2 separate regions of the Mus musculus genome follow, and region 1 is linked to region 2. Evidence: chromatin loops called from intact Hi-C (ENCODE). Cell type or tissue: heart. All regions are shown on one strand. Each heading gives the region's core, and the rest is flanking DNA. Links, peaks and the distances in the headings are about the cores only. Region 1 holds the start of Adap1 (ArfGAP with dual PH domains 1). Region 2 has its middle 18 kb from the start of 4930500L23Rik.

Evidence for each region. Peaks named below come from ENCODE experiments on the same cell type or tissue, not always from the same donor. Only the 100,000 strongest peaks of a DNase experiment are listed, where the experiment ranks them.
Region 1: a loop joins it to region 2, with 9 times the contacts of the local background. A loop is called at or near these places in 4 of 42 quality-filtered maps.

What each region holds. Positions count from the first base shown.
Region 1 is chr5:139,323,590-139,338,773 of GRCm38, reverse strand. Adap1 (ArfGAP with dual PH domains 1) reads left to right here and starts at 13,310. Exons shown (of 11, transcript NM_172723.4): 1 at 13,310-13,493. The coding sequence starts at 13,412. Cox19 (cytochrome c oxidase assembly protein 19) reads left to right here. Exons shown (of 3, transcript NM_197980.1): 3 at 399-952. The coding sequence ends at 483. In heart, for the core only: CTCF peaks have their summits at 4,192 (motif pointing left), 5,002 and 6,891 (motif pointing left); a DNase peak (open chromatin) is centred at 6,853; H3K27ac peaks cover 1,139 bases; H3K27me3 peaks cover 3,423 bases.
Region 2 is chr5:139,498,221-139,513,404 of GRCm38, reverse strand. No RefSeq gene overlaps it. Among named protein-coding and RNA genes, the nearest start is that of 4930500L23Rik, 18 kb to the left of the region's middle. In heart, for the core only: a CTCF peak has its summit at 8,121 (motif pointing right); a DNase peak (open chromatin) is centred at 8,134; H3K27me3 peaks cover 3,783 bases.

The DNA.
Region 1 (15,184 bases), core at 3,359-11,358, 170 kb after region 2:
CCCCCAGCTATGTGCACCCCTAAAGTCTTCACAGGCGAGTCCACACAGCTATGAGGACACTTATCTAGTCCTAGCTCTCCCCATTTCAGCTTGCACCTGTGGGGTCATGTGACCCCACCCACATACCTGACCCCACCCATATCCTCAGCCCCTGTCCTTATGAGCTTGGACCGGCCATGTGGCTGGGAGGGACCGTGAGGCTCACATGACCTGTTGGCTTCTTGCCCTATGGGGAGGACACCACTCTCTGGGTCTGTTTTCCTGTTTTAGATCAGGGGTGGGGGTGGGCTCTGGAGGCCTGGGCAGGTGAATGAAGAAAAGAGCATGGTGGGATGGAGCTCTGCCCACCCCCCAGCCCTTCCTCCCCTCCACCCTGTGACAACATCTTTCTCTTCCAGGCAGCTGATGGCACCGGAGCCGCTAGAGAAGCTCGGCTTTAGAGACCTAATGGAAGGGAAGCCAGAGGCAAAGGATGAATGTTGAGAAGGGAGCCACAGGACCTTGTCCCCAGCCTGGAGCAGAGCTGAGCCCTTCTGCCCACAGTGCAGGGGGACCTGACACTCAGCCCGTGCTGCCCCGTGCAGGGGCTCTCCCTGGGGACTTTAGAACATGGCTCACCCCTGCAGCACACACCGAAATGTTTCCTCTGTTGACCTCGGTTCCCCTCTAGAGAGTGTGTTTTTCTTCCGTCTGTGTGTCACAGGACCCGTCAGGACTGAACCCTGCTGTGATTTGATATCCCGCCCAGAGTGGCTGTCACACCACAGAGCCCTGGCCAGCATTCCACAGCGACTCAGCCTGTCACAGATCTGAGTCCTCACACTGGAACCTGTCAATGAAACCAAGCGACAGGAAAATGTCCGCCTTTTGTGCTCACAGACTCATATCAGCTGGCTTCCCTTTCTCTGTGTTCTCTCCTGTGAACAAAGCTGGAATACAAAGTAGGAAGTGAGACACTGTTTGGCTTTTGACATATTTGACCAATTGTTTTAAGTGTTTTGAGACAGGGTCTCAAACTGCCTATGTAGCCAAGGATGGCTTCAAACTCTTGATCCTTCTGCCTCCGTGTCTGGGGTACTGGGGAGTGGAACCCAGGGTTCCCTGCAGGCTAGGCAAGTACTCTACTGCCTGAACCATGTCTCTAGCACAATTTCTTGCTTTTTAAATGACATTTTATTTATTTATTTATTTATTTATTTATTTATTTATTTATGGTAGCACTGTGTTTCTGTGTGTGTGTGTGTGTGTGTGTGTGTGTGTGTGTGTGTGTGTGTGTGTGTGTAATTTGTAGGTGGGTCAGAGGACAGCTTAAAGGAGTCTGTTCTTGCATGAGTGAGTGTCTCAGGCACTGAACTCGGCTCACCAGGCTGGGTAGATCTCCCAGCTCAGCTTCCGCTGTCCCAGTCTAGCAGCAGTTTGGGTTTATGCTGCATACTGTTTTCTGGTCACCTCAAACTGTTTCTAAACCTAGCTTTTCCTTTCAGTAGCCCAGTGTGTGCCTCCACAGGTCAGGTCAGCTGTGCACTAGGAGCTGGGCTAGCATCTTCCTTTTTCACTTTTGCACCCTGTTAGAGGAACACCATGTCTCTGTGTCACCCCTGGGTGCTGAGCACTGACCCTGTACTGTGAGCACCAAGCAGGGCTGAGCTGTGGCTGAGCCCAGGCCATCCTCAGAGTCGCTTGTGGGCTGTTTAAACCCCTGGCTGCCTTCATGCTGAGGCGGGTGATCCAAAGACACCAGCAGAATGCCAGCACCAGAAAGGGGGTGGGGGGGAGAGGGAGGAGAGGAGGACTCATCATATTCCTGTTGGTCTTAGGCAGCAGCTATGGTAGTAAGTAAGTAAGTAAGTAGGTAGTAAGTAAGTAGCAAGGCTACCACTACAGGGTCTGCTGATCCCCTCGGGGAGTTTACCCTTGCTCCACTGGACGTGAGTGCCTGAGAGCCCTGTGCCCTGTTACACAGAAAGGCTTCTTGGCCCGACCCACAGTTGTGCCCACTGGGGGTCTGCTTGTTTGTACGCACTCGCTCAGCTCAGACGTACAGTGTGGGGCGACACCAGTTTCGTGTGTACCACATTTCACATTTGCGCCTTGGTTTTTATCACCCGACGCTGGTGTCACCCCAGCACTGGTCATAATTGCAGTGATGGAGCAGCCAAGCCCTCTGACGACTGAGCCATCTCGTCAGCCATTTTGTTGTGTTTGACTTACTGAGAGATGGTTCACTCTGTAGCCAAGGCTGGTCTTGAACTCCGCTTCCACCTCCCAAGTGGAAGCCAGAATTAAATTCAGAGTCCTGCTATTTTCCAAGCCTTTGGTGTATCTCGTCAGCAAATGACAAACATACTTAACAGTCAAGAGCGGCAGAGTTTTAACGTTCTAGCGCATCACAGTGGCTCCATCCATGAGAGCTCCCCTGTCCACCCATCTCCACCGAGATGCCAGGAACACAGGGTAGCAATGTTGATGGCTTTGGGGACCGGAGTTGGAGGCTACATGGTTCCTTCCTGGAATCTTCACAATTACATTTTATAACAAGTGTGCATCACTTTTATAGAAACTATAAAATCCTTACTTGAAGGAACTCACTGCGTTGAGTAGTGTTTTTATATCCTCTGTAAATTACAGGCTGGTTGTAATTTCTCATCCCCTGTGGATACCAAACCATTTATTTCTCCTGGTGGTACATTGCACTGTGTGTGTGTGTGTGTGTGTGTGTGTGTGTGTAGTATGGGTTGTGCAGTATGGGTGGGTGCAGTATGGGTGTATACACATGTGTATGGGGTGCAGTATGGGTGTGTGCATGTGTGGGGATGTGCAGTATGGATGTGTGCATGTGTGGGGGTGTGCAGTATGGGTGTGTACACATTGTGGGGTGCAGTATGGGTGTGTGCACATGTGTGTGGGTATGCAGTATGGGTATATGCACGTGTGTGTGTGGTGCAGTATGGGGGTGTGCACATGTGTGTGTGGGTGTGCAGTATGGGTGTGTGCACGTGTGTGGGGTGCAGTATGGGTCTGTGCACATGTGTGTGGGGGTGTGCAGTATGAGCATGCTGGGCTTCCACAAGGCTCCCTGAACATCGTGTCATTCTAACATCATGGTGGCTTTGGCGAGAACCACTCCCATCAGTTCTTTGAGCATGCGTGTGCATTCAGAGGCCAGAGGTCAATACCGGGGCTCATTCTGCGGGGCTCATTCAAGCCACCATTTTGTTTTGTTGCCTTGTTTTGCTGGCCTGGAAGTCACTAAGTAAATTAGGTGGCTGCCCAGTGAGCCGAGTGTTCCCCCTCCCTTAGTCTCCTCTGCACTGTCTATGATTACAAGTGTTCACCACCTTACCTACCTTATCACGGAGGTCCTGGCGATTGAACTAGGACTCTCGTGCTTGTGTAGGGAGCACTTTAGCCATTGATTTATCACCCTGACCTCTCTTCTTTTATTTTAATTATTGATTGGATGATTGATTTTTTTTTTTTTTTGAGACAAGGTCTCACTATGCAGCCCTGGCTTGCTTAGAACTAGAGAACTACTTGCCTCTGCCTCCTGAGTGCGAGATTAAAGGTGTGCACCACTACTACTGGCCCTCTTTCTTCACCTTCTTTTTCTTCTTTCTCTTCCTCTTCCTCCTCCTCCTTGCCTTTCTTTTTAAAAGGAACACTTAGGGTTAAGGAGGTGGCTCAGTGTGCAAACTTGAGAACCCAAGAAAAATTTAGAGCACCTATATAGCAAGCCGGAAATGGCCACAAATGCAGCCATGTCTCCAACACTGTGAGAGACAGAGACAGGAGGATCGCCAGGGCTTGCTAGCTGCTAGCCTAGCTCCAGACTCAGGGAGAGACCCTGTCTCAAAGAAGTATGGAGAGGAGTGATAGGACACCTGACCTCCTCTTCCGGCCATGCCCATCCATATGCCACACACACAAAATATAGAACAGTTTTGAATTGCATTGTATGTATCCTTGGACAGCTGAATGCTAATCTCAGTGTCTTTCCAAGTTTAGTGTGGAAGATGATGATGATGCAAAGTAACTCTTAGATTCTAAGAATTGGGGGCTGGAGTGATGGCTCAGCGGGTAAGAGCACTGACTGCTCTTCTGAAGGTCCCAAGTTCAAATCCCAGCAACCACATGGTGACTCACAACCACCCGTAATGAGATCTGCCGCCCTCTACTGGTGCATCTGAAGTCAGCTACAGCGAGCAGGGTCAACCTGATCGAGCAGAGGTCCTAAAATTCAATTCCCAACAACCACATGAAAGCTCACAACCATCTGTACAGCTACAGTGTACTCATATACATATATACATATATATTTAATGTTAAAAAAATTCTGCCGGGCGTAGTGGCGCACGCCTTTGATCCCAGCACTCGGGAGGCAGAGGCAGGTGGATTTCTGAGTTCGAGGCCAGCCTGGTCTACAGAGTGAGTTCCAGGACAGCCAGGGCTACACAGAGAAACCCTGTCTCGAAAAAAAAAAAAATTCTAAAAATTGAGACGGAGTCTCACAGCCCAGACTAGCCTTGAACTCCTTCCTGCCTCTGCCTCTGGAATGCTGGGGATTACAGCCCATGCATGTTAACACATACAGCCAGAGGAAGTCTTGGTTTGAAGAGGCTCCCTGGGTAAATGTGTATAGCCTTCACCTGGGCAGGGAGGCTAAGGTTGGACCTGCCCACGGCTCGCTCTTAGTCCCCTCGGGCCTCTGTCCAGACAAACCCCATCTGTGGTAGGTGTGAACCTGCGCATCTTGTGCTCAAATGTAATCGTTTGAGCTGAATGCCCACAATGGGTGAGAACTTGGGGGGGGGGGTGTGTTATTATTGCCAAAGACATTAAAGAAGTTTCTATTAAGCCACCGAACAAGTGGCTTTGTCATAATACTAGGAATGAAATCGCAACCCCCTGTTCTGTCCTAGAGGAGTGAAATCAAATTTCACAGCTCTGTGCTTGCCCAGTGTTATAAAGTGGAGCGCCTGGGGCAGAAACCTCCGCCAAGTCCCTCCTCCTGCTGGTAGCCTGGGCAAATGTCACCCTCCACTTAATTTCTTCAGGGAAGACAAACATCAAACATCATAAAATCGTACCCACGGTGCCCTGAGACGTGGCTGAGCGACGAGGAGCCCTCAGAAGCCACCTTTTTGCAGAAGGGTGGAGGCTGGGAGTCCAGGAAGCGTGCTGGGCCGGGGGTTGGGGGATTCAGGGCCTGCGTGTGTTCCAGGATCCTGGATTCTGATCCTGTTTCCTACCACTGTCTGGTGACCCACATACCACAGCCAGTCACCTCGGAGCAGCCACGCACCATTAAGTACAAGGCCTCCACAGACAGTTCTACCCCTGCTTGTTGGGACCCCCCCCCCCATGCCCTCTAATGACAGCCTGTGATCCACAGAGTCTATAGCAGAAAATAACAACACGAGGCCAAGCACCACTTGCCTGCCATGGGTGAGTTCTGAGTGTGTCTTTGGAGGAGCCCAGGGCCGGCAAGCAGCAGCAGACCCAAGATGTCAGCAGCCATCACAGGACTTGGCCACACAAAGCCACCACGTACAAATCCGTGAACCCGGTCAGAGAAAAAGGTGGGAATAAAGCTAAGAGAGCATGACTCCACTCAGAGAAGAGACGCCCACCTGCTGTCCCATAGAGCTCCAGGCCCCTGGCCACCATAGTGTGAGCTGTGTACTCAAGGCCAGCCCTGAGGTGGGATGTGTAACCTAGTCAGATGGCAATGTCCCTGTGCTGACAGAGGATGGGACAATGTCTCCCTGGTGTTCCCTCTGCTATCTGGGTCTGAGGAACCTGTCCTGAGCATTTGCCCTGAAGGCGCCTCCAGCCTCCACTGCACCCTCAGGGCTCTTTAGAACGGGACCCCTTTCACCACACCTCTGACTAGCAACCTGATCTGGTTGGGCCTCACCTTGTTCTTCCTCTCAGAGGGCCCTGTACCACCTTCTTTTGTACCAGAGAGAAGCCTGTCCCCACCCCAGTCCAAAGGACAAAGGAGCTGGGGCCCAGCCTGGTCTGGAGAGCAGTGTGGAGCCACTAGCAGAGATAAGAGTGGAGGGCCAGGCACACATGCTCGCCAACTGGAGACCAGGGCTAGGGTCAGAAGGGAAACCTCATGCCCCACCGTGGGCAGGAATAGGGCCCCAGCTGAGGCTGTGGGGGGCACAGGAAACCTGGGATCCACCAGGCCTGGCCAGGACACAGTAGCAGTATTAGCCATGTAGGTATCAAGAGTGTTTGGCCATGGTGACACCAACCAGTCTGCACCCCACAGCACAGGGTCAGCTACCACCCAACTCGCCTCAAGTCCAATCAGCCCACTCAAAATTGTCACCATGATTTTGTCCCAAGTGCCAGCCAGGCCCGAGAGGTATTCAGCCAGGACTCAAGGGCAGCAGGACACTGTCTCATGGTCCCGTCTCACACACAGCCTTTGTGAGGACTCTGCAGCAGGGGCACAGCTTCCGGTCTTGCTCGGTGTTAGATTTAAAGAATTGGAGAGACCCTGGCTCAGACCACCTGGTGGGAACTGGCTCAGCAGGACTCTGAGATGCTTCATGCCAGCAATGCATCTGGACCCAGGAGCTGACCCTAGGTCCTGAGTTCGAACCTGGGAATCAAGCCTCAAGCATTGGGTGGCAGGAGAGGACAGGGTGTGGTTCCACGCACCTGTGATCACAGAGGCAGGTGGCTCACTGAGTTCGAGCCCAGCTTGGTCTATATAATGAGTTCCAGAATAGCCAGGAATATAGAGAGGACCTGTCTCTACTCTTACCAACCCCTCCCATCCCCCACTAATATCAAGGAAGAAGGAAACTGTCCTTCGCAACAGCGGTGCTGGCACCTGGAGAAAGGAAACGCTGTGTTTTATCTCCCCCTGCTGGCAAGTGTTGGCATTGCAGCCCTTGCGAGGGTCACTTGGAGGACACTGCCTTGAGCTTTCTTCAACTTTTCCTTGAGACGGAGCCAGTTTGCATGAAACCTTAAAATCTGCTGCTCAGGAGCAGTTTCTGCCAGGGCCGGGAGAAGGGGAGGGTCTTCTGGCATTTTGTCAGGAGCCTGTGATCCCAGAGCAGGTATGTGCACACAGCTCCAGAAGGCCCTTCATTCCTTGTCTTTTTGAGGGCCATGAATCATTGCCTCTGTCTACCTGTCACTCTTGTGGCTGCTCCCTATGAAGCAAACCGTGCCCCCCATCTCTCTCTCTCTCTCTCCTCTCTCTCTCTCTCTCTCTCTCTCTCCCCATTTATCTATCTACAGACAGAATTTCATATAGTCCAGACTGGCCAAACTTGCTATGTGCTATGTTGCTGAGGCTGACCTTGAACTCCTGATCCTCCTGCCTTCATCTCTCCAGTCCTGGGATTTCAGGGATCTTCCACCATACCCAAAGTATGTGTGCTGGGGTGATATCCTGGGCTTCTTGCACGCTGGGCAAGCACTCTACTGACTAGGCTACATTCCAAGCTTGAAAGAAGAATTCTAAATTCCCCACAAGTCCATTCTGTGAACCCTAGCATTCACGGCTGCCATGCCCTCTGCCCCACCCGTGTCTATCTATTATCCTTCAGGATAACTCCAAAGTGCTCCCTCTTAAACCAGCTTGGTCCCAGGTGAGGTGCTTTGAACCACTCCTGTCTGGAATCAGGGGTCCCTTGGCCCGGTCTCTTGGCTGTGGGAGAATCATGACCTGGCAGCCGGTGCCAGGCTCTCAGTAACATTTGCTGTCTCCTTTAAGGCTCCCTGGAGCAGGACTCCTTGGAAACACTCCTCGCTGCAGATCAACTTTCCACTGGGTTTTTCGGTTTCTGTTGTGAGAACAAAATGCTGTCTGTGGGGGCGGGGTGGGAGCAGAGTGGGGTGGGGCTGTGCTGATGCAGCGCTGGCTACCAGAGATGCTTTGGGGGAGCAGTAGCTTCAAACAGGGATGTTTTAAAAGCCCTTGCTCCCACATTCCAGTCTCCCATCACCTGCATCCGACCCTCTGTGGGAGGAAATCTCCAAACCCTGCTCTCCTGCCCCAGCCCCAGCCCCAGCCCCAGCCCCAGCCCCAGCCCCAGCCCCAGCCCCAGCCCCAGCCCCATCTCTGAGAAAGAGTGAAGGCAGTTAGAGGCTAGCTGAAATAAATGAAACTATGTCTCAAAACGAGTAAATAGGCAAAACCAAATGCATTTTGGGCCAGCCTAGACTACATGAGAGCAAGGTTTAAAACAAAATACATCATTCTGTATGCTAATTGAAAGGGATTTTTAAAAAAAATCAAATCCTGTTGGTCATGATGACTGTGACCCAGCAAGGCCACTCCTGAGGGAATCAGTCTGGTGGGGGGTGGAGTGGGAGCGGGCAATCTTCACTACAAGGGATAGGGGATCCTGCTCCCAAGCATACAGGGTTGTACCTGGGGCATTGGACAGCAAGATCCATTCAGCATACTGCTTCCAGGACCCCATGGCTTTAGGCCCTGAGGCCCCAGTTGACTAAGGGTGCGGCTCCAGTGGTATATGCCACCCTCGGAGGGTGGAGACATCAACACTAGGTCTCCAGCAGAGGCTGGGCCTTCAGCAGGTACCGAGCTAACTTCTGGAGAGACTAGGCATGCGTATGGGCCTACTGATCTGGACAAAGAGAAGGGAAAACAGAGGCAGAGGAGGCCCCCTGGGAGGTGGGTCAAGGCTACCTAAGCCATGAGACACCTGTGTGCAGCGCCCGAACTGACCAGCTCTTCCAGAAGTACATCTCGGCATCCTCTGGCCAGGGGTGTTCATCACCAGACCTGGGCTACCATCCCCCCAGGTAGTCCCAACTCTTTTGCCTTCCTCTCTCTTGGCTTGCAGGTACCACCTGGATGTCCGTCCCTGTGGCAAGAGCTCCAGACAAGCGTCTCAGGACAGGGTGAGAAGAGGCAAAAGAACAGGACACTGAGGGCAGAGGCTGCAGCCTGCTGCCCCAGTCCTACCTGCAAGAGCAACTGCAAGAAAGCCAAGCCGGAGTTGGCTGTTCGGTCCCCAATGGGGAGACTACATGGCTGCTGTCAAGACGCCACTAGGGTAGTTCTTCTTGGTCCATGCAGTCTTCTTCAGCCATTCCTCCAGTGTCACTGGCAGTTTGGCCATTCTTGGCTGGCAGACACAGCCCTGATCTTTGTGCATCTTTCCCCAGTGGCCTTCCACCTCTATCTGTGCCCACATGTCTCCTTTGAATGAGGCCTCCAGCCAGATTCCACCCCTGTGATGACCCTGTTTCCAAACACAGCCGCATCTGCAGGCACCTGGGTTAGGTGCCCCAATATTTCTTTTGGAGGGTGCAATTTATCTTGTGGCATTCAACAACTGGTCCAGGCACTGCTGTGGGGTTGCTCTGCAGTTCTGGGGTTCCACACTGACTTGGGGAATTTGAGTTCTTGGGCTATCTCTTCCCCTAGGGTTCATGGCCAGCCTTCTCACTACTGATTCTTGCCCCTCCCCACCAGAGAAGATGTCCACAATCAGATGTCTGCTGTGGGGTCTTTCAGTAGCCTGGCCTTGTCTTCATCTCCCTCAGAAACCTCGGTTTCTCTATCCTGGCCCGAGATTTGGGTTCCATCCAACTGTCCTTCGCCCTGGGTAGGCCACAGAGTCTCTCTATCCAGTAACTACTGTCTCTTGTGGGACATTGATGATAAAGCCGTCATCATACTGACTTCCTGTCCCATTATGTGTAGCTGAGGGAGGTCACAGCTCCCAGGAGCACCTGAGCCATGACACTAAACATTCATATCCAACAAGGGTACCTGGAAAGCAGATGCGTTAAAGGGTCCCCACCATTCCAACATCTGGGAGTCTAGGGTTGAGCCAGACTAGGGTACCCATCTCAGACTGGGGAACCCACTTTTTTGTTTGTTTGTTTTTTCAAGACAGGGTTTCACTGTGTAGCCCTGGCTGTCCTGGAACTCACTCTGTAGACCAGGCTGGCCTCAAACTCAGAAATCTGCCTGCCTCTGCCTCCCAAGTGCTGGAATTAAAGGCGTGCGCCACCACGGGCACATACTTTTAATCCCAGTACTCAGGCTGAGAGTTTGAGGTCATCCTGAGCCTGGTCTCAGAGCAAGCTCCAGGAAAGGCAGGGCTACACAGAGAACACCTGTCTCGAAAAATCAATCAATCAATCAATAACAAACAAGCAAATAAGAAGCCAAGCCACTGGGACTGGAGAGATGCCTCAGCCGCTCTCCTGCAGGGGATCCAGTTTCAGTTTCCAGCTCCCATATGAGCTCATAGCTGTCTGCAATTCTAGCTGCAGAGCATATGACACCCTCTTCTGGTATGTGCAAGCACCAGGCGTGCATGAGGTACACATATAAACATATAGACAAGACCCTCTTATACTCATATAAATTTTTACATCTTAAAAAAGAAAGTCGGGGCTGGAGAGATGGCTCAGCGGTTAAGAACGCTGACTGTTCTTCTGAAGGTCCTGAGTTCAAATCCCAGCAACCACATGGTGGCTCACAACCACCTGTAATGAGATCTGACGCCATCGTCTGGTGTGTCTGAGGACAGCTACAGTGTACTTACACACAATAATAAATAAATCTTAAAAAAAAAAAAAAAGTCAAGCCAAGAAGCTGGAAAGATGGCTGTCAGTAAAGTTCCTGTTGTGCTAGCATGAAGACCTGAACTTGGATCCTCAACACTCATGGAAACCTTGGCTCTATAAGTCTAACACTGAGGAGGAAGAACTAGAGCATCCCTGGGGCAAGCTGGCTAGCCAGCCTGGCTGAACTGGTCAGCTCCAGGGTTCAGTGAGAGACCCTGTCTCCCCAAATAAGGAACGAAGTGATAGAGGAAGTTACCCAACATCAACCTCTGGCCTCTACATACATGTGCACTGCACACACAATGCACATGTATACATGCTTACACCACACACACAATGAATCAAACAAGAAGCAGATGTTTCACCCCCCCCCCCTCGAGCTTTCTTCATGGCCCATATCAGTTCTTGCGTTGTGACCTTAGAAACAAACCCTGTCAGGGGACCATCAGCTTGTGATAATGAGAAAGGAAACTGTTGGGAGACAGGGCTCGCCTCTGCCTTCCTCAGAGCAAGGACAGCTGCCAGCACGGCTGGGTCGCACGATGGGACTTCTGGGTCCTTGCACAATTCCTTACTCAGGGTTTCACAGCACAAGCAGGCAGTGGAGAGGGGAGGCAGGGGGCTGTCACTGGTCCTTAGAGACCAGCTACTAGGCTGGAGTGGCCATCCTGACTTTCAACAGCTCTGGGCTCAGTTCCCAGCCTCTGAGCCTCTGGTGGCAGCTGCTTGAAGACCTACTGTGTGTAAGTTCCTGCACTCACTGGGTGCTGCAGGAGGCACTCAGCCGTCTGAGGCACTTCCTACCCAGTGTGGCCATATGCTCTGAGGAGGCAGACGCCTGGCCTCTGGTTAGATGCCCAACCCAGGCCTGGGAAGTGCTAGGGTATTGGGGCTGGGGTCTACAGCCGAGACCTGGACAGCAGAGGAGAGGACTGGAAGGGCAGAGAAGAGGAAAGCTCAGATGGGTGAATCATCTTTGCTGGCAGCAACACAGGCCTGAGACGGCAGGGTGCAGGCTCAGGCCTTGCTGCCTTTGAGCTGTCCTTGATAGGCCTCGGTCTGGCCCCAGGAAGGAGCTTCCTCACTGACAATTTGTTCTCTTTAGGGAGATGGGGTCTGTGTCTCTTTGTCTCTCGGGTTTGCTGTCACTCTAGTTCTGTCATGCATACGTGTGCCTCAGTTTCCCTGACTATAAAATGGGGGTTGAATAAGAAAGCATAGGTGGCACTCCATGCTTGTTATTTGAGCACTCAAGAGACGGTGGCAGGATTGCTGCAAGTCTGAGACTGACTGGATTACTAGAGACCTGGGACACAACTACTACCATTAGTCTATTTTTGTCTTGATTCTGTATTTTTGTTGCTTGTTTGTTTGTTTGTTTTTAAAGACTGGGTCTCGTATAGTCCAGGTTGTTCTCCTCATACTAGATGTGTAGCTGAGGATGGCCTTGAACAGCGGATCCTCCTGCCTCGACCTCCTGGGCACTGAGAGTAGAGGCATCCGTCAGTACTCCTAGGTTCTGTGGTGCCGAGGACACAATACGCAGCTCGGTGAATGCTGGGTAAGCTCTCTATCCATTGAACCACTTCCCCAGCCCCCAGCAGTCTGCATTTTGCTTCATTCTCCAAGCTCCTGCTGTGTGCCAGGTCTGGAGCCAGGCTCCAGTAGGCTTCAGGAGAAAAACATTAGATCCGTTAAACAACAAGCCTACAGCGCCACCGGCCTCAAGACCTCCAAAATGTGCATTGGGGCAGGTTGCATGTTCTGTCTCCTGATCCCAAAACAAGTTCTGCAATGGCATGACAGCCAGGTCAGGAGGGACAGATGCCCCTGGCAAGACAACAGCCTCAGCAGAGGGCCACCAGGTGGAGTCGGCCAGGATTGCAAACGTTCATGACATCAAAGTAGACACTCAGAAAGACAATGTGCAGTAAAGCAGCATGACATACGTGGTGGGACAAAACGGACCCTTCCTCCCCAGGAAGCAAGAGAGAGCATAACGAAGAGGCTAGGGTCCCAACAACCTAACTTCCTCCCAGTAGCCCTGACCACACTATAGCATCACCGTGGGGACTGTGCCCTTAACCCAGGGGCCTTTGCGGGGCAGGGAACACTGTGGGGCCAAATCATAGAGCAACCAACACCCTGGCTGTGACATATTAGCAGGAGTAGACTCTCAGGAGGCTTTGGAGATGGCTTTCATTTCTCAGTTGGGTGTGGCCATTGGCTTCTAAATGGCTACTATTGCGTTTATAATGGAGAAAATGGAATTTGAAAAGAAATGCTAGGGCCAGTTAAAGAAGCAGACACCCGGCTCTGGGAGGGAGCGGGCCAGAGATCAGGAAGGGTGTGGCCAGTTCTTGTCCTATCTCTTGGAGATGAGACTATAGACTTGGACACGTGTGAGGGTGGAGCCCTTCGATCCTTTTAGTACTGGAATTTGTCATTCATAGGTAGGGCTAGCCTGAGCTGCCCGCGACCTCAGCTTCAACCCAACAGGCACGCTTGCGTGTTGGGTGGCCCATCCTTCCGCAGCGCGGGTTCCCTGCGACCCCGCCCCAGGTGGACCCGTTGAGGCCGGGCTCTCCAAGAGGCCGCTCCCTGTCCGCGCCGCTGGGGGCCGCCCGCGGGCCGCGCCGTCCCGGGCGCGCCGTGCGTTACTCCCCGGTCCCCGCGCGCGCAGCTCCGCTCAGGGCGGCCCCGCGCGGCGACACGATCGGGGCCGGCGCGCGGGCTGAGCGGTGGCGATGGCGCAAGGCGGGCGGCGGGCGCGCGGCGCGGGGCCCTAGCGGGGCGGGCGTGCTCGGGACGGCGCGGTGGCCGCGCAGCCATGGCCGGGGAGCGGCGCCGGGCGCTGCTGGAGCTACTGACGCGGCCGGGGAACACGCGCTGCGCTGACTGCGGAGCCCCGGGTAGGTGCGGGACGGGCGGAGGCGCGGGGTGCGGCCGGGTGGACAGGACTGCGTGGGGGGCGCGGGGGATGGGGACGCGCCACGCGCTGGGTCCTGGCTGGGTTGGGGCGCGGCCCGGGTGCACCTGCCGGCGTCAGGGACTGGCAGTGGTGAGGCGCAGCATCCGGAGGGCACCTCGCGGGCTCCGTGCGACCTGTGCCGCCGACTCCCCTCCCCCGCCGGGCTGCGTGTCACGCTGTCACCCGCAGCCGCCTCCCCTCCCCAGCCTTGCGAAACCTTGGCGTCTCGGGGTATTAAAAAAAAAGAGGAAATCAGCAGGGGCGGTTGGCTTGCAAGGAAAGCGGCCAGTGAGCCCAGGGTGTCTGCCAGGGAGTATGGGGTCCACCTGGTTCCCAGCTACCTGGAGATGACGTCATGGCATCCCTGCCTGGGGCCACCGTCTTGTACAGACTCAAGGCTGGGGGAGGATGCAGAGCCTTGGGTGGCCCTGTGAGGACATTCTGGCCATGTGCCTTTGGCTCTCTCTACCTAGCTTCTCTGGGATCAGGACAGTCGGGGACAGGTGGGAGTCATAGACGCATATGTCAGACATCTTCCAGACTTTGTCCCTTGGTTGCTCCAGGTTTGGAAGGATTTGTAGGGGCCAGAACACAGGGGCTCAGGATTGGCTATGGAAAAAGGGCCGGGTTCTCTGACCAGCTGGCAGGCTCTGAGAGCTGGCCCTCCCAGGCCGATCCTATCTGGGTATGCAGGTGGGGACAGGGCATTTCAGGGATATCAGGGGGCCCTAGCATGAACCCCTCAGAACATACCAGGAATCAATTCCTTGGGGACTTAACTCTATCTCCCTGAGATGCAGGCGGAAAGCCTGCAGTCTGTAAATAGGACCTCCTTCCCATCTCTCCCCCACATCCCCGCCTCTGGGCTGAAGAGTGCCAGCCTGAGGCTGAGAATCTGCTAGCCAATAGTAAGTGCATGCCACCCCAGGGGCCCTGGTGTCCCTGGGAGGAGACATTGACCAAGCTTCAGTGGGAAGTAGGCAAGATGAAGTAGCCCTTTCCTGGTCTCTTGGGGCACCGCAGGGCCCTGACGGTGGTGCAGCGGGGTGGTGCCTCCCTGGTGCTATGTGGTACTGCTGCCAGCTGGCCTGGCTCAGTGGACTCTCCCCACCTCCCTCTCTCAGACCTGCCTTTCAACTTGTTTAGGAAAGCTGGCTATGCTGGAGTCCCCTGTAAGGAGGGCTGATGGGTTGCCCAGCTTCCAAGCCTGACTTGTGGGGGGGGGGCAGCAAACCCCACGAGAGAAGCTGGCCTAACCTCGTATTCCTTGGCCACCCAGCCAGAACAGCTTTTACTTTCCCTAGACCTCCTGGCCTGAGCAGGAGGAAGAAGGGGCTTCCAGAAGGCTCAATAGGAACCACCCTACACCATTCACCTATGTAATGTCCTAGCAGCCCTTTAGCCAGTCCCAGGCCACTGGCTGCCGCAGCTACTGCCCTCTTGGGGCCCAGCCCTTGCTGGCTGTAAGCCAAGCTGCCCATTTTCAGACTTGCCTTATAATAACAGCTTGTTTCTCCCCCTCCCCCACCTGCGAGGCAGATTAAGTATGAGGCTTGTTTCCATTTTATGAGCAGGGAAACTGAGGCCTCAACAGCTTGAACTCACTTGGGTGTCCACAGGCTGCCTGGGTTT
Region 2 (15,184 bases), core at 3,929-11,928:
TGTGTGTGTGTGTGTGCATGTACGTGTGTGTGAGTGTGTGTATGTGCATGTGAGTGTACATGTGCATGTGTGTGCAAGTGTGTGTGAGTATGTGTATGTGCATGTGAGTGTACATGTGTGTGTGTGTGTGTGTGTGTGTATGTGTGTTCACACTCGTATACATCCACATTTGGAGGCCACTGGGTGTCTTCATCTATCACTTTCCACCTTATTTTTCTTTCTTCCTCTATTCTATTTTTTAAAATGTATTTAATCTCAAATGTGTCTGAGTACACATATGTGCACCACATGCATGCAGAAGTCAGAAGAGGTATCAGATCCCCTGGGGCTGAAATTAAAGACAGTTGTTAGCTGGCACATGGATGCTGGGCTGGGCATGGAATGGAGGTCCTCTGCAAGAACAAGCATTCTTATGAGACATCTCTCTGGCTCATCCACCTTATTTTTGGAAACATGGTGCGGTGGTTTAAAGAGAAGATATTTGAGTACTTGGTCCACAGTAGATAGAACTGTTTGGGAAGGATTAGGAGGTGTGGCCTTGTTGGAAGAGCTGTATCACTGGAGGTGGTCTTTGAGGTTTCAAAAGACCATGTCAATTCCAGTTAGTTCTCCCTGCTACCTGTGTGTGGGTTGGGATGTAAGCTCTCAACTACTGCCCCAGCACCATGACTGCCTTGCTGCTGAGGTGATCTCTGCCATGATGGTTAGGAACTCACCCTCTAAAACTGTAAGCCCCATTTAACGCTATTGCTTATAAGTTGCCTTGGTCATGGTGGTTTTTTGTTTTGTTGGTTTTTTTTTTTTTTTTTGGTTTTTTTTTTTGGTTTTTCCAGGGTCATGGTGTTTTAAATTGTAAAAGTAATTAAGTAACCAGAATTGTAAAGTCAAACTGTAAATTAACCACAGTCAAGAGTTGCAATTTGAACTGTGACTGAAAAGTAAGACAGAGTCTAGCTCTGAAACTGGAGCTCATCCAGTAACTCGGCAGGCTGGCCAACAAACTCCAGGGATCCTCCTGTCCCTGTCACCAGCTCTGAGATTACAGGTGTCTGCTGCCATGCTCAGCTGCCACCACAGGGCTGCAGGAGAGCTGAATTCTGAGCCTCCATATTTATGCCCCAAGCACTTTATCCACTGAGCACCTCAGTCCACTGATTGATAAAAACACCATCATCAACATCGTCGACATCATCATCATCATCGCAGGTTTTTACTATGTAGCAAGCCAGAACTGCTACAGGCTGAGACCAGGCTGGGCTCAAGTTCAAACTCAACAGAGTTCTGGTGTGCTTCTGCCACCTGACTGTTGGGTGACTAGGCACACACCATCACAACTCATCACTTTGTTTGTTTATGTGGTTTAAAAATTTTTATTTATTTACTTATTTTTAAAAAATTATTATTATATGTAAGTACACTGTAGCTGTCTTCAGACACACCAGAAGAGGGAGTCAGATCTCATTATGGATGGTTGTGAGCCACCATATGGTCGCTGGGATTTGAACTCAGGACCTTCGGAAGAGCAGTCAGTGCTCATACCCACTGAGCCATTTTGCCGGCCCCTTATTTTTGTTTGTTTTAGATAAGTTTTCTCATTGTGTAGCCCTGGCTGTTCTGAAACTCACTTTGTAGACCAGGCTGGTCTCTAACGCACCGAGTTCTCCCTGCCTCTACCTCTCAAGTGCTGGGACTAAAAGCATGCACCACCACGGCCTGGCTTTTTTTAATTAATTAATTAATTAATTAATTAATTTTTTGGAGACAGGATTTCTGTGGTAGACCAGCTGGACTGGAATTCTCTATCCTTTTCCCTCAGCCTCCCAACTGCGGGGAGTTCACTACTATGGCCGGCTCAAACGCCAGTTTAATGATATACTAAACAGTTTCCTAATGGGACAGGACGGAGGGGGGGGGGTGTCAGTGGTAGAGGGCTTATCTAGCAAGTGGGAGGCTCTGGTTGTGAGGAGAGTCCTGGAAAAGGAGGGGGTGGGGTGGAGAGAAGCAGAGGAGGAGGAGGAGGAGGAACAAAGAAAAAGAATAAGGTCTACAGTCTGATTATATCTCTTTCTAGAAGTGTGTGTAACAAAGAAAAGACACCCCCCCCCGAAAAAACACCTTTCAAGCTCATTTGCTCTCTCTATGAATTAATAAACTACGGTCTATTTTGCCTGAACCTCAGGGTGCTAAGACTGCTAACTGCCTCTGTGAAGTTGGGGCCACGCCCAGCCTCGTGACCACGCCCATCACCCTCTGCACAGACAGGTGCAGTGGCCGCCAGGGATGCCTGACTCACTGGAGACTAGGGATTCAGTTTGGCTTTTCACTTACCCGTCCTCCGTTTCCAAAACACGCATCCAAGAAACTGACCAGGCGAGAGGCTTCTCTAGCCAGTTCATCGATGGTTAAAAAAAACCCATAGCAACAGGGCGTCTTCATTGAAGACCAGCGAACATTTTCCGAGTGTTGTAGAAGATACCCACCCAACCACCCAGGCATAGGAGGCACCGGTGCCACTCTGAGAGGCTAAGACCTATGGCTAGGAAACAGTGCCACCCTATGGCACCCAGCTGGGATGTCTGAGAGAGAGAGACAGAAACAGAGAGAGAGAGACAGACAGACAGACAGACAGACAGACAGAGACAGAGAGAGAGAGACAGAGACAGAAGCAGAAAGAACGCCAGATGCAACCAGAGCCCAGACTTCAGTAATGCCGCCCCAGGACCAAACCCACCACTCTTTCCAGTTAGTATTTAATGACTTCAGCACAACCAAGCTTGGATGCTGGACAGCAGCCTCAGAGGCAGCCGTTCTGACCCTGGTCCATCTTGGCAAAGGAGGAGCTGGAAGTTTCCAGAGCATGCAACCGGGACATGGCAGAGTCCCATGTTGTAAACCAAGTTTGTCTGCCACCAGAGGCTACAAACAGACACCAGGATCATACAGCCTTGAACAGTCCAGATAGGAAAGGCATCCTGAGCTACTGTACTCAAAACAAGACGTCACTTTCCTCCTGCACGAAGCCTCCTAGTGGATCTATGTAGGTCAGAGTCTAGATGGAAGCAGGCAAGCGTGGTGCACAGGTGGATCATTCCCCCAATGTCCAGAAGGCTGAGGCAAGAGATTGAGAATTTGAGACCAGCCTGGGTTATTATATAGCAAGGCTCTGTCTCATAACTAAGATGAAACTCGTTGTAGAGAATTGATAAATTCACAATTCTAACAAACAGTAGAGAGAGCTCCTAGCTGTCTCGAACAGCAATGTCTCAGAGAACCATAGCCATGTGTCAGCCCCAGAGGCTCTCTACTATGGCTCCAAGCCTACTCAGCTTGCTGGTTCTGGATGTTTGTCTGCATTCATATCTGTACATCTAGCTCTGCTAGACATGGGTACCATCACCACGAGGACCCCTATGCATACAGCCATGGCCTCGCTGTCCCTCCACCATGCTGTATAGTCCCTGAACCCCAGCTTGTCCCATGTGTCTGCAATTTTCTCATTGCAAGGTCATTACATAAGCAAGGTCTTGTGGTGTGTGAGTCTCTTGGGGTTGGCTTCTTTCCACTCCATGCAACCCTCCCGAGACTCATCTTACCTGTGTATGAAAACTCTGTGCCTTCTTATTGCTAAACAGTATTCTGCCTCTCGGGACTTTGGAAGAAGACAGCGGTTTACTTTATTCACTGATTTATTCTGATTTGTTGAGGCAGGGTCTCATTCTGTAGACTAAGCTGGGTTGAAACTCTCTGTATAGTCCAGGCTGGCTTCTAAATCACTCTGTAGCTCAGGCTGGATCTGAACTCACTATGCAACCCAGGCTGATCTAGAGCTCACTATGTAGCCCAAGCTGACTCAAACTGTCTATCCTCCTGCCTCTGCTTCCTCTGAGCTGAGATTTGAAGTGTTTACCATGATGCCCGCAAAGGAAGGAGTTTTAAAGAACCACTTTCAGCTGGCGAATAATCTGTTTTTCTGGAATCTTCGGCACACTCACACATAAATCCATGTTCATCTCTAGGATCTTAGAAATTCAACACTATATTTGGTATTGTGTCTTTAAAAAAAAAAAACAAAAAACAAAACAGGGTGTCACAGTGTAGCCCTGGCTGGCCTGGAACTTATTCTGTAGATCAGGTTGAAGTCTAATACACAGAGATCCTCCTGACTCTGCCTCCCAAGTGCTGGGATTGATATCGTGTCTTTCGTAAATGAAGGTAGTAGGCCATGGTGATGCATGCGTCTGACCACAGCACTCAGGAGGCAGAGGCAGGAGGATCTCTGAGTTCAAGGCCAGCCTGGTCTACAGAGTGAGTTCTAGGACTTTCCAGGCTACACAGAGAAACACTGTCTTAAAGAAGAAGAGGAGGAGAAGGAGGAAAAAAGGAAGGAGGAGAAGAGGAGGAGAAGAGGAGGAGGAGGAAGAGGAAGAAAGAAAGAGAGGAAGAAAAAGGAAGAAAGGAAGAAAAAGAAGGCTAGGGGTGGTGGCTCATGCCTGTGACCCAGTATGATAAAAGTTTACCTTGAGTCCCAGGCCAGTCTGGGGTGTATACTGAGGATGTCTTAGGGTTCCTATTGCTGTGACCATGACCATGGCAACTCTTATAAAAAATTGAATTGGTGCTGGCTTACAATTTCAGAGGTTCAGTCTATTGTCATAATGGTGGGAAGCATGGTGGCATGCAGACAGACATGGTGCTGGAGAAGGAGCTGAGAGTTCCACATCTGGATCAGCAGGAAGAGAGAGGCACTGGATCTGGCTTGAGCATTTGATACCTCAAAGCCTGCAGCCAGTGACACACTTCCTCCAACAAGGCCACACTTCCTTGATCCCTGGCAAGTAGCACCACTCCCTAAAGATCAAGCATTCAAAGATATGGGTACCATTTATCTATCTATCTATCTATCTATCTATCTATCTATCTATCTATCTATCTATCTATCTATCTATCTATCTACCTACCTACCTACCTACCTACCTATCTATCTATCTATCTATCTATCTATCTATCTATCTATCTATCTTTGGTTTTTCAAGATAGGATTTTACTGTGTAGCCCTGGCTATCTTAGAACAATCTCTGTAGACCAGTTTAGCCTCAAGCTGAGAGATCTGCCTGCCTCTCCCTCTTAAATGCTCAGATTAAGTCATCCACTACTGTGCTCAGCTCAGTGGGGCCATTCTTATTCAAACCACCACAGAGACCCTGCTTCAAAAAAACACCAAAGGGTTAAAGAATTAACTCAGAAGATAATGCAATGAGCAAGCGTGACAACCTGAGTTCAAACCTCTGGACCCACATAAAGTTGTCTTCTGGCCTTCAGACATACAACAGGCTACCTCTTATCCCCTCCACACACCATACACACATGTACAGACACAATAATACATAAATAAAAATAGCCAGATATGGTGGCACATGCATTTAATCGAAGCACTTAGGAGGAAGAGGCAGGTGGATCTCTGTGAGTTCAAAGCTATCTTGGTCTACACAGAGAGATCCTACCCCTCACCCTCCCCCCCAAAAAAACCAAATAAAATAAATAAATAATTGCAGTATAAAAATCAAAATCAGAAAGAAAGAAAGAAAGAAAGAAAGAAAGAAAGAAAAAAGAAAGAAAGGAGGGAGAGAGGGAGGGAGGGAAGGAGGGAGGGAGGAGAGAGAGAGAGAGAGAGAGAGAGAGAGAGAGAGAGAGAAAGAAAGAAAGAAAGAAAGAAAGAAAGAAAGAAAGAAAGAAGAAACTAAGCCAGTGGTGGTGACACAGGATGGTCCTCCCAGTTATTCAGGAGGCTGAGGCAGGGGGATCATGACTCAGAGGCTAAACTGGGCTTTAGAGTGTGTCAGAGTAAGCTGCTGTGGGCTCCATTTCTTTCTTTCTTTTCTTTCTTTCTTTCTTTCTTTCTTTCTTTCTTTCTTTCTTTCTTTCTTTCTTTTTGTTTTTTTGGTTGTTTTTTTTTTTTTTTTTTTTTTTGGTTTTTCGAGACAGGGTTTCTCTGTATAACTCTGGCTGTCCTGGAACTCTGGAACTCACTTTGTAGACCAGGTTGGCCTAGAACTCAGAAATCCGCCTGCCTCTGCCTCCCAAGTGCTGGGATTAAAGGAGTGTGCCACCACGCCCAGCATGGGCTCCATTTCTAACTCCACTAAAAGAAAAAGAGAAAAGAGGAAGGAAGGAGGGGTGACTTAGAAGCCAGGCACGGTGGCACAGGCTGTAGCCTCAGCAGTCTGGCTGAAGGCAGAGGATTAGAAGTTTAAGGTCTAAGAAGTTTAAGGTCAGTCTAGGAAATGTAGGGAAGCCCGATCTCAAGGTAAAACCACCAAGCACGGCAGCAACAACAATAATAACAAAGTTAGTCTCCAGTGTAAAGTCTGCACGAAGCAGTACCACCTCTTATTACCCTGCAATTAAATAATCTCCCAATACATTAAAAGCGGTGGACGCCATCTTTATTATTTCTCTTTAAAGTTATTTACACACAGGATGGAACTTACATCTTATTTCTATTTTATTTTCTTTCTCCCTGGGCTGAAACACTGCCCATTTGTCTCTTAGATCGTCTGTTTTCTTTACTGTGCAGAGGATCTAATATATGGGCTGATTTTATTAGTTTGTATCTTCTATTAAATTATGTTCATGCAAGATTTGCAAGAAAAATAGCTGCTTGGCTTGCTTGGGAATTAGAGACTTAATTTGGGAGGTTGATTCTCACTTAAGAATTCAGTCGCTAAAGTGAAGTGTCAGAAAAACACTCTGCCGGGGGACAAAAGCAGATGCCCAGGACACTGGGTCTTACCCTTTCTCTAACTGTAAAGAGTACCTGATGAAATTGTTTTCCTTAGACACTTTTAAGTACAAGGGACAGAGACCTGAGGGAGCTGTGACAGGAACGGTGCTGAAGCACTTGCAGGTTCTGGAGCACGCTAGAAGAACAATGTATCACCGAGCCACACCCCAACCTCCCCTTTACTAAAGTGCTCATCAAATGAGCCACGCCCCCAGCCCCTCATTGGGGGATTCTAGGCAGGGCCTCTACCACTGAGCCACGCCCCCAACCCCTCATTGGGGGATTCTAGGCAGATGCTCTACCACTGAGCCACACCCCAGCCCTTCACTGGGGGATTCTGCACACACTTTCAATTCATGAGTCACATTCCCAGTCCTGTTTTACTTTTTGAGACAGTGTTTCCATAAGTTGCCCAGACTGGCATTGAAGTCACTTTGTATCCCAGTCCTGCCACAGCTTGGCAAATAGCTGGAGGTAAAAACCTATGTTGCCAGGCAGAGCCCTTAGTTCAAATTATTCTCATCTGAAACTGAGGCTCTACCAATTTGATGGGATTCGCCCCTTCCACCCATTTTGCAGACAGGCTCCTGACAAGGCATCCTCTTCTGCAGGTTTGCTGGACTAGGGTTAGGGGTGTCAGAGATTGGGTCAAGTCCACCCGACCTGGATATAGTAAAGTCCCTTGGATAGGTTCTAGGAATGTGCACACACATACGGGGGTGGTGGTGCAAGGGGATGCCCAGAAACAACACCGTGTGGAGGGGTTTTATTATTTCAGGTTCCTGACAGGGAAACTGAGGCGGACAAGGGTTCACTGAGAATTAAGGCTCCTTAGGATGACAGCATCATCTGCTTCTCCACAGCTAGAATGCAAGTTCACCAGAGTAGGACAGGTGTCATCTCTGATAGCCTACAACCAGCCTCCCATGCACTGTGTTCTCAGGAGACACTGTTAAGTGGTTGGTGCTGGCTTCCAATATCAGGACAGCCATCCAGCAACTACCTGTAGCCAGTGCTACACACGCTGAGCCCAAGGGGAGGGGTTAGCACACATGGAGCACAGAGTTCAAATGATGGGAACTGAAGGGAAGGGAGATGTAGGGAAGTAGGTAGGAGTGGGAAGGGGTCATCAATAGCTCAGCAGTCATTTTGATGACCAACTGTCCTGCGGTTGGGAGCCCTCCATGCCCTTGCAAAGCCCCCTCTGGGCTCTGGACTAGCCTGGTGGAAGGTAACTCTGTGACTAGCCGCCGCTGCAGAGGAAGGTGAGTCCTTGCTTTGGGCGCCCAAGATTAGCAGCCCTGCCTCCTTGACTCCTGGCTATCTATCTGAGCCCGTGTCCTGCCAGTCTCTAGCCACTAGGTGGCAGGCGCGAGATGGGTTGGATGCACCGTGGTGCGAACTGCGCTGTTTGTTTATCTGCAGGTTTTGCGCGGGGGGGGGGGGGGGGGGGGGGGGAATAGAAGCAGAAAGAACTAATCACAGAAAAAGACAATCAGGGCTGAATTCCCGGAAATGAGTAGTTTATACCTCAGAATTTATTCAAAAAGGTTAGCTTCAACAGCCCACTAGCTGTTTCGGGATTTTTATTTTGCTTTTTAAGTAAAAAATAATTTAATGCGCGTGTGTATTTTGCTTACATGTATGGGTACCACGTACATGCCTGTGGAGGTCAGAAGAGGGAATCAGATCACCTGGAATTTGGAGTTACACACAGTTATGCGCCACCATGAGGGTGCTGGGAATCAGATCTGGGTCCTCTGGAAGAGCTACCAGTGCTCTTAACCACCGAACCATGTCTCCAAACCATATTTTGTATTAAGACAGGGTCTTGGAATACAGTCCGGGCTAGCTTCAAATATGCAATCCTTCTGCCTCAACTTCCTTAATGCTTGGATGACAGGCCAGTGCTATTACCCACGCTGGTAGGGGCTATCTCTGAATCAGTGGTGTGGTCACCTCTGGTCTCCTGGCCGCCAGGGTCTCTCATTCAGGAGACACTGGGCTGACTGAATGGGACAACTTTTGGTCTGCAGAAGCCTCGGGCTTGCTCTGCACCTGGCCCGGCAATATGGATTATGCCCAGTAGAAAGCGGCTGATTTCCTGCCTTAAGCAAATTCTCCATTAGAAGACAGAGATCCAGCTCAGCAGAGCTTCTGATCAATGCCTTCTCTCAGAATATATCTACTGAGTGGTTGTGGTGGCCCAAAGCCCTGCAATTCCCAGCACTCTGGATGCTGACACGGGAGATGCTGAGTTCAAAGCTAGCCTGGACTGCATGGTGAGACTCTGTCTCAAAATTTGAACTCCCCCTACATAAGAAATGCTTATTGATTTATAAAAGTATTTTCATATTAGTCAAAAAGTAGAAATGATCCAAAGATTTACCCAGAGAGAGATAAATGAATGAGTAAAATGTGGTATCACTAAATGGGAATATTACTCAGTGGGACATAAGTTACTGATACATGGGTTGCATAAACAGGAATCTTCTGAGCGGGTTCTCTAGAACTGTGGGTCTTGACCCCCGTGGGAGGGTTGAGCCATCCTTTCACGGGGGTCACCAAAGACCATTAGAAAACACAGATATTTACACTGGGATTCATAACACCAGCAAGATTATAGTTAGGAAACAGCCATGAAAATAATTGTATGGCCGGAGTCACCACAACATGAGGAACTGTATTCAAGGGTCGCAGCATTAGGAAGGTTGAGAATCACTGCTCTAGGAGAACAAAACTTATAGAATGAATACACACACACACACACACACACACACACACACACACACACACTCGTGTAATATATAACATATAATATAATATATAACGGGCTGTGGTCCAGCTAGTCCAACAATGGCTTTCTACCAATGAAAAGCCTAAGAATCCAGTAGTTGTTCAATTCACGGGGCTGGATGCCTCCCTTGGTCTTCAGTTCAATCCTGAAGACGCAGGCTGTAGTGCCAGTAGAGGAATAGACTTTCTGGCAAGAGTAAAAGCAAGCAGGCAAAGAGAGCAAGCATCCTTCTTCCATGCCCTTTATATAGGCTGCTAACAAGGTGTGGTCTTCTGCTGGTAAGTGTGTGTGTGTGTGTGTGTGTGTGTGTGTGTGTGTGTGTGATTGTGTATGTGTGTGTGGTTGTATATGTGTGTGTGTGATTGTGTATGTGTGTGTGGTTGTATATGTGTGTGTGTGTGTGTGTGTGTGTGTGTGATTGTGTATGTGTGTGTGGTTATATATGTGAGTGTGTGTGTGTGATTGTGTATGTGAGGATGTGTGTTGGGAGGGGCCCATGCATATGTGTTCATTGGCATATCGGAGGTCAGAGGCATCCTCCAGTGTCCCTTCTCAGGCAAGGCCAACCTTTTTGAGACAGACTTTCACTGAACCTGCAGCTTACTGATTTGGCTACACCAGCTGAACACTGAGCTCCAGGGATCAGCCCTGGTATTGACCCCCAGGTCAGCTGTTTCAGCAGCACGGCATCAGAATATTGAACATAGGTTGTTAGGCTCACAAGGTAAATGACTCCCCTTCAAAGCATCTCCCTTCCGCTTTGGGATTTGTTGCTGCTGTTTTGACTTGGGGAGCTCTGTATGTTGTTTTTGAGGTGGGTCTCACTTAGCCCAGGCTGGCCTCAAACATGGATCCTCTGCCTGCACCTATTGAGCGCTGGGGTTATAGACATGTGCAACTGCTCCTGGTTTATGATGTGCTGGGGCTGGAACCCAGGGCTTTGGGCATGCTGGGCAAGCACCCTACTGATGGTAGCACATCTCCAGGCCCTCCCCTCGCCTTGTGCTTGTGATGGGGTCTCTGCAAGGCCTGTACTTCAGCCTCCAGGTTGCTTGGCTTTGGCTTCTGCCACCCTGCCCAGCAAAATGCTCACGGCTGGGAATGTGGTCTTTATTCTTCTAGCCTACCACCCCCCCCCTCGCCTTCAGAATAAGCCTCCACTGGGCACATTACCTAGTTCTTCACAGACATAGACCAACAGAGCATGGCCATTGCTCACTGTCCATCTTAAACACAGTATCTTTGGTGCTCGTCAGCACCGCTCACCGGCGTTTCTCCTGCCTCCATCTAGGCTTGCCTGTCCCAGATCGGATTCTGCTTGCCAAGCAATTTCCAGATAAATCCTCCCACTCTGCCTGCGATCGTGTCTTCACAAAGGGTGCTAAGCTAACCGTGATCTTTGCCGAATTATGCTGCGCTCGGCTCACTTTCCCTCTTTTAGAATCCTCATCACTCGCCGGTGGAATTCTAAAAATATCAGCTAAGCCACCAACTAATTTTTAATCCTCGCTTCTGCTACCATTGACAGATGGGAAGTTCATCTCTACCCTTTGTCCTTCCCCGATTAAGCAATTATAATCTTTCCCTGACAATTTGATTGTTGACGGTCTAAGAGTCTGGTTGGACCAAGAGACCAGGCGGGACTCTTGCTGACAAGGTGCTGAGATCAACTCAGCTGCAGGTTTTTATCCTCTGGATTCCTTCTCTTTCCTTTTCCCTGTGTGTGTGTGTGTGTGTGTGTGTGTGTGTGTGTGTGTGTATACATGAATGTATGTTGGTGCACATGCATGTGGTAGCTGAGGTTGATGGGAAGAAAGTACCCTTCATCACCTTTCCACCTTATTCATTGAGGCAGAGTCTCTCAGTCAACCCCAGAGCTCACCCATGTGGCTAGCCCCACTACCCAGCCAGCTCTGGGGACTCCCCATTTTTGCCTTTGAAGGCTGGAATTACAGACCTGCCCAGTCTACATTTTTACCGGTCCTGAGGATTGGAATTGGGTCCCCATGTTTGCATGGCAAGTGCTTTAACTATCGAGCCATCTCCAGAGCCCCTGAACCTCATTCTCTTTGGGAAGAAACCAACAATACATAAGATATGAGGTTAATGGGCCGTGGAGTCCACTCAGTTTTTGGAGCAAACATGAGGACCTGAGTCCCATCCCCCAGAACCATGTCAAAAAGCTTGATGCTGGCAAAGCACAGATTCAATCCCAGGGCTGGGGAGGCAGAGATGGGAGGATCCCTTGGACTCACAGAATCCAAGAACCCATATTTTAAAAGTTGGGCAGACGCCTGTGGGGTCAGAAGATGGCATCGGATCCCCTGGAACTGGAGTTACAGGTAACTAAGCCACCATATGGTTTCTGGAAATTAAACACAGGTCCTCAGCAAGAGCAGCAAGTGTTCCTAACTGCTGGGCCATCTCTCCTGATCATGGGAGCTGGGGATACAAACTTGGGCCTTCATGGTTACACTCAAAGGCTTCCACTAGACTCAAAGCTCACTTAAGGTGGAGGGCAAGTCATGAAAGCTGTTTTCCTGGAGTCTCCACCCTGTCACCCTTTCATCTCCTTTATACTTCAATACCCAATTCCATGTAGGGGTCAGAAAAGGGTGGCAGCTGGAGTTCCAGGTAGGGGCTGCTGATGACATTCCATTAAGGAGCATTTATTTTGTCCCCTAGGCGATTCTAGACCCTGGCAAGTTAACAATCAACATTAACCATCACATTAGATGACGTGGTCAGAGGCTGCCACCCTGTCCGTGATGCTGGTGACTCCAGAGCTGGCACAGCTGACTTGCGAGTGGCACCCCCCCCCCCCGCCATGGGGCAGGAACATGCTGTGCAGGGCCAGTACATCACCCCCTCTCCAGGACTGGTGATGTCACAGCTGCTGCCCCAGCTCCATCTGTGGACTAGGCCAGTGTTGAACCATCTGCATAAGCTGGAGCTGCTGGACCCAGAGGCCTCTCATGCTGGAGTGGATGCCCATCAGAAGGAAGTGCCTTTGCTTGGCCCACTGGCAGAGCATGATTGGCAGGGTGACCAAAGGTAAGCAGAGTGGTATGGCCCTGCACACAGGACCCTGCTCCATTCTCAGAGGAGGGCTGGTTCTTCCCAGCTGTGATGGGCAGTAGTGGATGCTGGCCTGTAGGAGCAGAGAATACTTCTTCTAAAGATACATTGAGAGACCAAGTAGAAGAAGACTCAATCAGTATGACGTTTGCTACACAGCATGAAGACCTGAGTGACATTCCATTTTTTTTTTAATGGAAAAAGATGAAGTTGTGCAAGCTTGTCATCCCAGCCTTTGGGAGGCAGAGACTGGCAGATACTTGAGGTCTGATGGCTCGGGAGGCTAGGTGAGTGAATGTATGAGCCTCGGGCCTATGAGTAACCCTATCTCAGAAGTTAAGGTGGGGAATGACAGAAGAGGACACCAGTGGTTGACCTCTGGCTTACACACACACACACACACACACACACACACACACACACACACACACATACACACAGAGAGACTAACACATATACACACACTAATACATACATATATACTAATATACATATATACTAGGATAAACACACACATACCTTTGAGTAGGGTGTGGTAACAGCCCTATAATCCCCAAGTTCAAGTGGTTGAATCAGTATGATTAGAAGTTCAAGGCCAACCAGGGCTACATGGATGAGATCCTGTTCTCAAAACATAAAACAAGGGGCTGGAGAGATGGCTCAGCAGTTAGAGCACTCTTCCAGAGGACCCAGGTTTAATTCCCAGCACACACATGGCAGCTCGCAGCAGTCTGTACCTCCAGTTCCAGGGCTTCTGACACCTGGACACAGACATGCGTGCAGGCAATACACCAAGGAGCATAAAAATAAATGAATAATAGAATCCCCACAAAACAGATGGCAACACTCCAGAGCCAGTGGGATGGCTCAGTGGATGGAGGCACTTGCTGCCAGGCTAGATGACCGAGTTCCCACATGGCAGAAAGAGAGAACCAACTGTCCAGTTGTCCTCTGACCTACCCTGTGCCGGGCAACCTGTTCATATCAAAACAAACAAAATCCCCAAACGAAAACGCCACACTGCCTGGGGCCAGGGTGTGACTCAGTGTTAGAGTCCTTGCCACGTAAGAACAGCGGCTCAGTCGTGGAAGGTGTCTGGGTTTGAGTTTCTGGGTCTGGCGCTAACCAGTTAAGCAATGCCCCGGCCCATTCCTGCCTTTCCATCCTTCAGACCTTCTGATCACAGTGGGACCAGAAGTCAGTGAGCAAATTGTGGGACTGAAATGTGGCCCAAATGGTTAGGTTGCTGACCTGGCAGCCACCATCTCTGACCTCCCGTTTCCAGCACTGTATAAACTGGGAATGGTAATGCATACTGTAATCCCAGCCCTTCAGAGGTGGAGACAGGAGGATCAGAACTCAAGATCAAGCTTGGCTACTTAGAATATTCCAGGCCACTTAGAATATACACATAAATATAAATATACACACATATACACAAATATATATGAATGTGTATATATATGTGTGTGTATGTTCATATGTATGTTTATGTATGTGCTTATGTGTATGTATGTATGTATGTATGTGCACGTGTATGTATATATGTATGTATGTGTATATATGTGGTGTGTGTGTGTGTATAATGTGTTAGTTAGTTCTGTTGTCAACTTTACACAAATTAGAACCATCTTGGAAGAGGGATCCTCAACTGAGAAATGGTCTCTATCAGCTTGGCCGTAGGCAAGTCTGTGGGACATTGTCTTGATTAATGATTGATGGGGGAGGGCCCAGCCTGCTTTGAGCAGTGCCATCCCTGGGCAGATGGTTCTGGGCTGTGTAATAAAGTAGGCTGAGCAAGCCATGCGGGCATGCCAACAAGCAGTGCTCCTCCGTGGTTCTGCTTCATTTCCTTGCCCTGGCTTCCCTTGATGATGGACTGAGAGCTGAAAGCAGAAACAAAACAGTTCCTCCCTGAGCTGCGTTAGGTCGGCTTTAGGTCTATCACACAACAGAGAACTAGGAGCAGAGAGTGAACAGAGATGCTGTAAAGTGAGATAAGGTAGAGTATAAGCAGATGGGGGGGGGGAAGAGGAGAGAGAGTGGGGGGGAAGAGGAGGGGGGGGAGAAAGAATGTGTGGAGAGAGTGTGGAGAGAGAGAGGAGAGAGTGTGTGTGTGGAGAGAGTGTGTGGAGAGAGAGTGTGGAGAGAGAGAGGAGAGAGAGTGTGTGTAGAGAGAGAAAGAGAGGAGAAAGAGAGTGTGTGTGGAGAGAGAGAGGAGAGAGAGAGAGTGTATGTGTTAGTTCACATGTTCAGAGGACAACCCCAGGAGTGTGTTCTCCCCTCCACTATAAGTTCTGGGGCTCAAACTCCAATTATTGGGCTTTCACAGTAAGCACTTTTACCCACTGAGCCATCTCTCTCCTCTCTCCTCCCCCACTATATCAGTTACAAATATAAAAGGACATACTGGCCAGCGTTGTTGTGGACCACTTTCTGTCAACAATAAGATGTATGCTGGATGAGGCGGCTGGAGCCCACCTTTTCTCCCGGCATTCGGGAGGCAGAGACAAGCAGATCTCTGTGAG